Regions from separate parts of the Mus musculus genome. Here all the other regions are linked to region 1. Evidence: chromatin loops called from intact Hi-C (ENCODE). Cell type or tissue: left cerebral cortex. All regions are shown on one strand.

What was found. Peaks named below come from ENCODE experiments on the same cell type or tissue, not always from the same donor. Only the 100,000 strongest peaks of a DNase experiment are listed, where the experiment ranks them.
Region 2: it touches region 1 in a loop (2.8-fold over the local background); 2 of 42 quality-filtered maps call a loop at or near these places.
Region 3: a loop joins it to region 1, with 2.6 times the contacts of the local background. A loop is called at or near these places in 19 of 42 quality-filtered maps.

Annotation. Positions count from the first base shown.
Region 1 is chr14:7,963,393-7,965,892 of GRCm38, forward strand. Dnase1l3 (deoxyribonuclease 1-like 3) reads right to left here. Exons shown (of 8, transcript NM_007870.3): 8 at 1,795-2,500. Among named protein-coding and RNA genes, the nearest start is that of Gm45521, 7.3 kb to the left of the region's middle. In left cerebral cortex, a CTCF peak has its summit at 1,259 (motif pointing right); a DNase peak (open chromatin) is centred at 1,269.
Region 2 is chr14:8,078,690-8,081,189 of GRCm38, forward strand. Htd2 (hydroxyacyl-thioester dehydratase type 2) reads left to right here and starts at 1,624. Exons shown (of 6, transcript NM_001348727.1): 1 at 1,624-1,823. It overlaps Rpp14 (ribonuclease P 14 subunit), which reads left to right and starts at 1,624. Exons shown (of 6, transcript NM_025938.4): 1 at 1,624-1,823. In left cerebral cortex, a CTCF peak has its summit at 1,553 (motif pointing right); DNase peaks (open chromatin) are centred at 1,608 and 2,284; H3K4me3 peaks cover 993 bases; H3K27ac peaks cover 841 bases.
Region 3 is chr14:8,328,288-8,330,787 of GRCm38, forward strand. No RefSeq gene overlaps it. Among named protein-coding and RNA genes, the nearest start is that of Fam107a, 20 kb to the left of the region's middle. In left cerebral cortex, no CTCF peak of the experiment used is centred here; a DNase peak (open chromatin) is centred at 1,519.

The DNA.
Region 1 (2,500 bases):
TTACATAAGAAGCCAGACATTTGCCTCATACCTGTAACGCCAGCAGGGCAGTCAGGAGGATCACTAGGGTTAAGTTTCAGAGAGAGCCTGCCTGAAAGAAATAGGTGTAAAGTCATAGCGGATGATACTCAGCAACCTCTTCTGGCTGTAGGCATGCAGAGTCCCTCACGTATGCTCGCAGACATTCACACAGAAAGACCAAAAAGGGAGAGAGGAAGGATGGAAGGAAGGAGGGACAGAACGAAGGAAGGGCAGGCAGACAGATGGACATTTGTATATTTAATAAACACCCATATGGGACTTGCAGACATTTTTCTAAGCTTGCATCTCCAAGTGAGTATTCATGCACCACATGTGTAACTGAGCACTTTAAATGTCTTTCCCACATTAAGATGTTCTCTGAGTGTAAAAGGCTCCTGGGTTTTTGTTTGTTTGAAGATTTAGGGTGGCAGGAAACGTGAACAAGACCACCAGTAATTCTAAGATTGCAAAGGCAGAGTGTTTAAATCCATCTTCCTGTGAAGGCCTGCAGAGTGAGTGTTTTCAGGCTTGTGAGCCATCTGGTCCCACTCATACAGATGTTCAACTGTGCTGCTGTGTGGCAGAAACAGGCCGGAAGCATTGGAAAGCACTGGGCATAGCTGTGTTCCCATAAACAACAAAAATCAAAACCAAAGGCACATAGGCTAGATTTGACCCCCACACATGGACCGTCGGGCTTCCATTTATAAAATACGTTTTTGGGGTTTTTTTTGTTTACTTTTACTTTTAAAAAATATGGCTGCTAGATCATTTCAGGTTGTGTATTGGCTGGTGGGTGTTTGTTTCAGACACATCTAATCTGATACAACTCAGGGTTGACGACGATGAAGGACGCATGTGAGAACATGTGCGTGTATGTGTGGGACAAACGTGTGAATTTCCACAAGTGACATCTGATGCTATCCACATTCTGTAGTTGAGAAGTCAAACAACTTTCCCAAGGTCACACAGCTAGAGAATACAGAGCCCAGAGCACGAGAGCCTAGAGAGGACTCCCTATGCCCTACTCTTGCATGGAGTCCCGACACAAAGGGCACTGGCTGCTTCCTAGATCGTCATCCTAAATTACCTTGTTATTTTATTTATTTTTATTTTTATGTGCATTGGCGTTTTGCCTGCATGCATGTCTATGTGAGGGTGTCAGACCTTCAAGTTACAGACTCTTGAGAGCTGCCATGTGGGTGCTAGGAATTGAACCTTAATCAGAAGTTCCCAGAAAAGTCACCAGGTGGCGATAGAAGACCATGTATGCTGGTCTTGGCCCAGACTTTCCCTGTTGGAGCTCAACTTGGGTTCCCTCACCCGAGTTAGAGGATGCTCAGGAGAACATGACCTTTGGAGGCACACAGACCTATATTTGATTTTGGCTCTGCTGGCAAAGGCAATTAGGTATCCTGTTAGGACTCTCCTGGGCCCTAGCTGGACTTCCATTCCTAGGTTCATTCCTTTATCAAAAAAAAAAGTTGAAAAATTATATTTTATATCTATGTTGGTTACAAAAAATTAGCATTGTATAATGCATTTTTTTCTTCAACTAGAAATGTATCACTTCTGTGACCCCCTAAAATTATTGTGTTCCCCAGTACACACCCAGAACCTGTGCCTACCTGTGTCTAGTAAACGTCAGCTCTGGGCTCTGTATTCTCTAGCTGTGTGATCTTGGGAAAGTTGTTTGACTTCTCAACTACAGAATGTGAATAACATCAGACATCACTTGTGATCAGAATTCCATGAGATGGTTAAGGCTACAACTTTTTACATCGATATTCTAATTTTATTACATTTATTTATTGGGGGCATGTTTACATGTGGAGAGATCTGAGAATGGCGTGATGGACTTGACCCTTTCCTTCCATCGTGCCCATTCTGGAGATCAAATTCAAGTTGCCAGAGTTGTCAGCGAAGGTCTTTACCCTCTGAGCCATCCCACTGCCCAGGCAACACATTTTTAGGGCACAGCCTAGAGGCTGGGGCTGGGGCCCAGCAAGTAGAGTGCTTGTGTAGCACACACAAAGTGCTTGCTTAGTCCTGTCTGAGCACTGCATGAAACGCTGAGTGGTGGCTGGCATCTATAAGGCTGGCACTCATCCAGTGGGAAGGTGGAAACAGGAGGGTCAGAGTTCAAGGTCATCCTCAGAAAGGAGAGAAGGAAGGGAGGGGGACATAAAAGCAGGAGTTTGTACAACACTCAGTCAGGAAGAGTGAAAATAACTCCTCTGTCTGTCTGAGTTTGGCAGAGTGACAGCTTGCAGAGACCCTCATTTGTATCTCTAACCTGCCACTGGGCAGAGGCAGAAGAGCATTAGTATGGGTCGAAACTTCAGGGTGTCTGGACCCGTTGACTCCCAAGCCAGAGGCATGGAAAGGGCCTTTTGATGTCCAGTCCACCTCCTCCCCATCTCCCTGTTAGTGAGTCCCAAGCCCATTGCCTGGGACCTGGGGTTCCTCTCCTAGCCAC
Region 2 (2,500 bases), 120 kb after region 1:
CCTGTCTCGAAAAACCAAAAACCAAAAACCAAAACCAAAAACAAAACACTCATAAAATCTCAGATAATAATCACTGACAAAAGATTTCTTCAAAGCTTAGGTACCATAACTTCCGATTCATGTCAGATACAATAGTTCTGCTAAAATTCTGCTATAATTACCAAAATACAAACTAGTTTTGAGAAAGAAAATGCCCCTCTCTGGGGTCTGTGTTAGCTTTTCCCCCTTATTCCCCAACAAGCCTTGTTTCCTCTGGGCAGGAAGGAGAGGAAACAGAGGCCACGACTTCAGAGCATGGCCAAGGCAGGAATGAAAGCTTAGGGGACAAAAATATCAGGTTTTTTTTCCCCAATTACAGGAAAGGCCCCAACTTACCTGGGCACAGGCTTGGCTGTGCAAGGCATACTGTTACCATCACTACTGTGTCCCACTCAGGCCAAATCAACGCTCATCTTTTTAGTAAACTCAAGCTGTGTGACCACTGGTGCCAAGGACTGCAATATGGTGATGAGCCATCACCAAGTTCCCATACCCAGAGACTACCTCAGAAGGCAGTTGGGTTAAGATGGTGCTCCTGAACTAGTCTGGACAACACTGGCTGCTTTAGTTAGGGTTTTACTGCTGTGAACAGATACCATGACCAAGGCAACTCTTATAAAGGACATTTAATTGGGGCTGGCTTACAGGTTCAGAGGTTCAGTTCATTATCATCAAGGTGGGAGCATGGCAGCCTCCAGGCTGAGGTGATAGTTCTACATCTTCATCTGAAGGCTTCTAGCAGAAGACTGGCTTCCAGGCAGCTAGGATGAAGGTCTTAAAGCCCACGCCCACAGTGACACACCTACTCCAACAGTGCCACTCCCTGGGCCTAGCATATACAAATATCATACTGGCCAAAGCAGATAATCTGTATTAACACTGGCAACCATCAAAGGCAGACAATTTAGTCTCTCTCTGGCCTTCAGTTCCCTTATGTAAAACAGGGACTATTGCAATAATAGCTGCCTTAAGGTTGCTTGAGGGTTCCATTAGATCACTTACGTGAAATCTTCTGCACAATGCCTGGCCCAAACGTAAATATTAGTTGCTATTATAACTGTTAAATATACACGGTATGTCACATGAATACAAGGACCATATCCTATTCTCCGGAGTTGCCAGCACTCAGAATAGTCGCTAATGCATAACGGATTCTGACTTGGTGATTAGATACAGAAGTGGAATTACTTACATCTGGAAATAGGAGCAGCTGGATTTTTCCACATCAAAACAGAATCTCTAGTGTATGTTAGGAGCCACATTGGGAAACTGACAGACGATCTTGTCTTTAGTGCGTGACACGGATGTTCCTGAGATGGCAAGGCTCAGATTTAGCTTGGTGGTAGAGGACTTGCTTAGTATAGACAAGGTTGTGGTTTTGATCCCTGGCATTGCAAAAAAGAAAAAGAAAGAGAAAGCAAGAAAGGAGAGGGGTTGTTTGATATAACCTGTTGAGCATAAATGTAGAAATAAATGACCATGAAGAGTGTCTGACGACAGTTCCGAGGGTGGACGCTAGAGGGCGCAGAACCTGTTCGTCCTCAGCCCCCGCTGAGGGTTACGCACTAGTTCAGTGACCGACGCGGCGCGGTGACGCCACGTCCTGTTATGCGTCTGTGGGGCGGTGCGAATGTAAATATCACCAGTTTTCCAGGTCCGAACTTGGGCTGCTGCGTGGGAACTCCGACCCATGCCGAATTCTAGCGGCGTGCAAGAGTCAGGAACGCGGTTATTCCAGTGATCCTCTCCGTCCTGGGCCGAGGCGGTTTAGCCTCGCGGGGCAGGTGCGCATGCGCGACGCGGGAGCACGAGGTGGAAGTGTGGCGGACCTCAGGTTCTTCGCTGCTGTAGTGTCAGTCTGAGAGCCACCGCCGGGCTCTGTACAGCGCGGCTTAGGTCCCGGATACAGGCGGTGACCGGGAGGGCTGATCCGGCCGTTTGCTGGGCTCACTGCCCTTGATGTGGGCGCAAAGTCAGTAGCGATTGTTAATGGAGCAAGGTTGGGAACAATCTTACTCTTCGGCAGTAGGGGATCGGCTTTTTAAACAATTGCTTTAGTTATGTCTTGTGTCCCCCAAATGTTCAAGACACCGGTTCGTGAGTTCGTGAGAAGCACTAGGGTATGAAGCAGATCTCTGTTTCGGAGTGCAGACACTGAAGCAGAAGGGGAGAACTTGCAAGAACTAGGCAAGGAGGGTATGGTACCATAATAGATAGGATGGGCAGTGGGACACATTGAGTAAGATCAGAGAGGCTGGAGAGTGTGAGACACGTGGCTACCCAGAGGCGATGCCGAGGCCAAGAGGAGGAGGAAGCCCAGAGTGTTAGGTCTTAAGAAATTGTTTCAACACGCCTTTAATTCCAGCGCCTAGGAGGCAGTGGCAGGTGATCTGTGAGTTTCAGGACTCCGTTACACAGAGGAATAAACGCTAAACAAACAAACAAATTAATTAATCCTTTC
Region 3 (2,500 bases), 360 kb after region 1:
AAGACGCTTGATGTTGACCTCTGGTCTTTGTACATGTGTGTACACATGTACCCAAACATAAACACTAACATACACAAACATGTATACATACATACCCATACACCAAAAAAAAGATAGTCAATAAAGTAAATATTCTGAGATAGGGGCCTCTATACAATGTACAGTTGGGGCTAAAATTGTGTATATGACATTTGTAGTGTTATACTATATATTTTGGTATTGCTTATATATTTACACTTACACACATATATATGCAATTATATGTATCAGTTATACATGTTTATATGTACATATGTGTCTGCATATCGACATTATATAAATATCTATGTAGAAATCATTTGGAAGGATATAATTTAAAATTTCTTCAGGAATTATACTTAAGTGGTAGGGGGATTTTATTCTTTTATTAATTCATTTGTAGTTCTTTGCATTCTTTGAGTTTTTTAAAGATTGAACTTTTGTTGCTTTTATTGGAAAAGTAATTTACTACTATTAAGTAAGGCATACAAGGAGGCTGGTAATCTTTCTTCACTGTGTTAGCCAGTCCAAATGCAACCCTTCTTGCACACCAAGGCTATCCTGAGCCTCAGGCCCAGCCTTAACTATGATAATTATGGGGGGAAGGATGGTAATGGTGCCAACTTACTGAGCATCTGCCATGTGTAGGCATTGGCATTCTTTTGCTGAATCCTCCCTGTAGCTTGGAGGAGATGGGAGATAGGAGAAGGGGTCTGGGATGGGAATGGCTTGGGGCAGAAGATTTATTGCAGGACAGTTCTTATAGGGGGCCAGTAAAGAATCAGGGAACCAATTATGTATGGCAGGGGAGGCGGTTGAGAAACTGATGTGGGGTCCTGTGAGTACAGCCTCAGTCATGGAGAATCTAGAGAGGTATGGTGCCACAGCACTGATGCCCTTGAAGCAGCGGGAATGCACTTCGATACTCCCCACCATTAGTCATTGGCTATTGCACTCTGGAAAGAGGGTTCCCTGATGTGTGCCCAGCCCAAACACCATTGGATGCAGTGCTCCCTACCAGCCATGATCTAATTTCTCTGTGAAGCGAGCCAGCAGTGGGATGGATGGGTGTTCTGGCTTTGCGGAGAGGGTCTGAGTGGAACATACATCTACAATTAACACTCACATTTTACAAGTGGGACTGTAGAATGTGGTCCACGTTGCCTAAAGAGGTTGAAGTAATTTGCCTAAAGCCAGCCAGCTAATAAGGACTGGGTTTAGAGTTCAGGCTTGAAGCCATGCCATTGTACCAAGGCTAGATTGCTTATTGAAAAGGAAAAGAAATGGCGGGTGTGGGTAGAGGTCCTCCCAGTGTTACAAGCTACCAGATGCCCTTGCACTAGCCCTCTTCACAGCCGCACCTCAGATGAGTGGTTGCCAAGAGGGCTTTGAGGAAGGGAAGCCTTTGTGCTTCTGTAAGGGCTTGTGCTGCCAGTTGCTAGGAGACATTTCTTCAGAAAGTTTCCTTCGGAAAATGAGCTCAGGCTCAGCCCACAGCCCAGCATTGTTATACCCAGAGAAGAACATCCCCATGTTGGCAGCAGATCTGATTCCGTCTCTAACTGCCTCTTACTGGCTCTAGCTCAGAGCTTATCTTGGACTATGCTAGGCACACTCAGACTCCCCAAGAGAAAGGGCCCTCTGAGGTGATCTGCCTGCACCCCCACTTCATAGACGAGGCAAGCAAGGCAGGAGCTGAAGAACCCATACTGCGAGTCAGTGCAGAGAGGATGGTCCTCGCTCATCACTGCACATGCTGGCTTCCCATGGGCCCTGCTGTACAGTCAGTAGGAACTCAGTAGGTGAGGCAGTTAGAGGAACAACAGCTGACATTTACTGGGAATTATGATGTGTCAAACACCAGGCTATGTCTTGTGAGCACAGCCTTTAATCTTCAGACTCTGTGTGCTGACTCTGGCCCAGGGTCATTTTGACATTAGTGTTGTTTTTGTTTTTGTTTTTGTAGTGAAAGGTCCCATGATCTTACTTCTCTGTTTGTCTACAAGAAGCTGATCTTATCCTGGACATTGTTTAGATTCTGAATTCTGTTCTTTTCCTGAGAAAAGGGTTACACATGGTCTCAGCAGGTAGTAAAAGCTCTAAGCAATTCTCTGTGGGTCCCTGGTCTGCTTCCCCACGTGTCTAATACAGGGGCTGGTTTTGCTTGTTATTAGGGAAGGATTTGTGTGTAAAGCTCTGGCTAGTTCCCAAGTCCTTCAGATGTGACTGGCTCCTGGCAAACTTTCTCCTCTGAAAATCCTGAGGGATTTGATCTTAGCAGGACAGGAGGGGGGTCTCTAACTGCCTCATCCCCGTGTCCCTAAGGAGAGCGTTTCTGGTGACTCAGGTGGGTGGATGGGAGGAAACATCCTGCGTCTGCCTCCCCTGCCTGCCCTCGAGTAACACGGGCCACCTTCACTCTCCTAAGAGCTCACCTTCACTAAGGCCACCTTCACTCTCCTAAGAGCTCACCTTTGGTGAA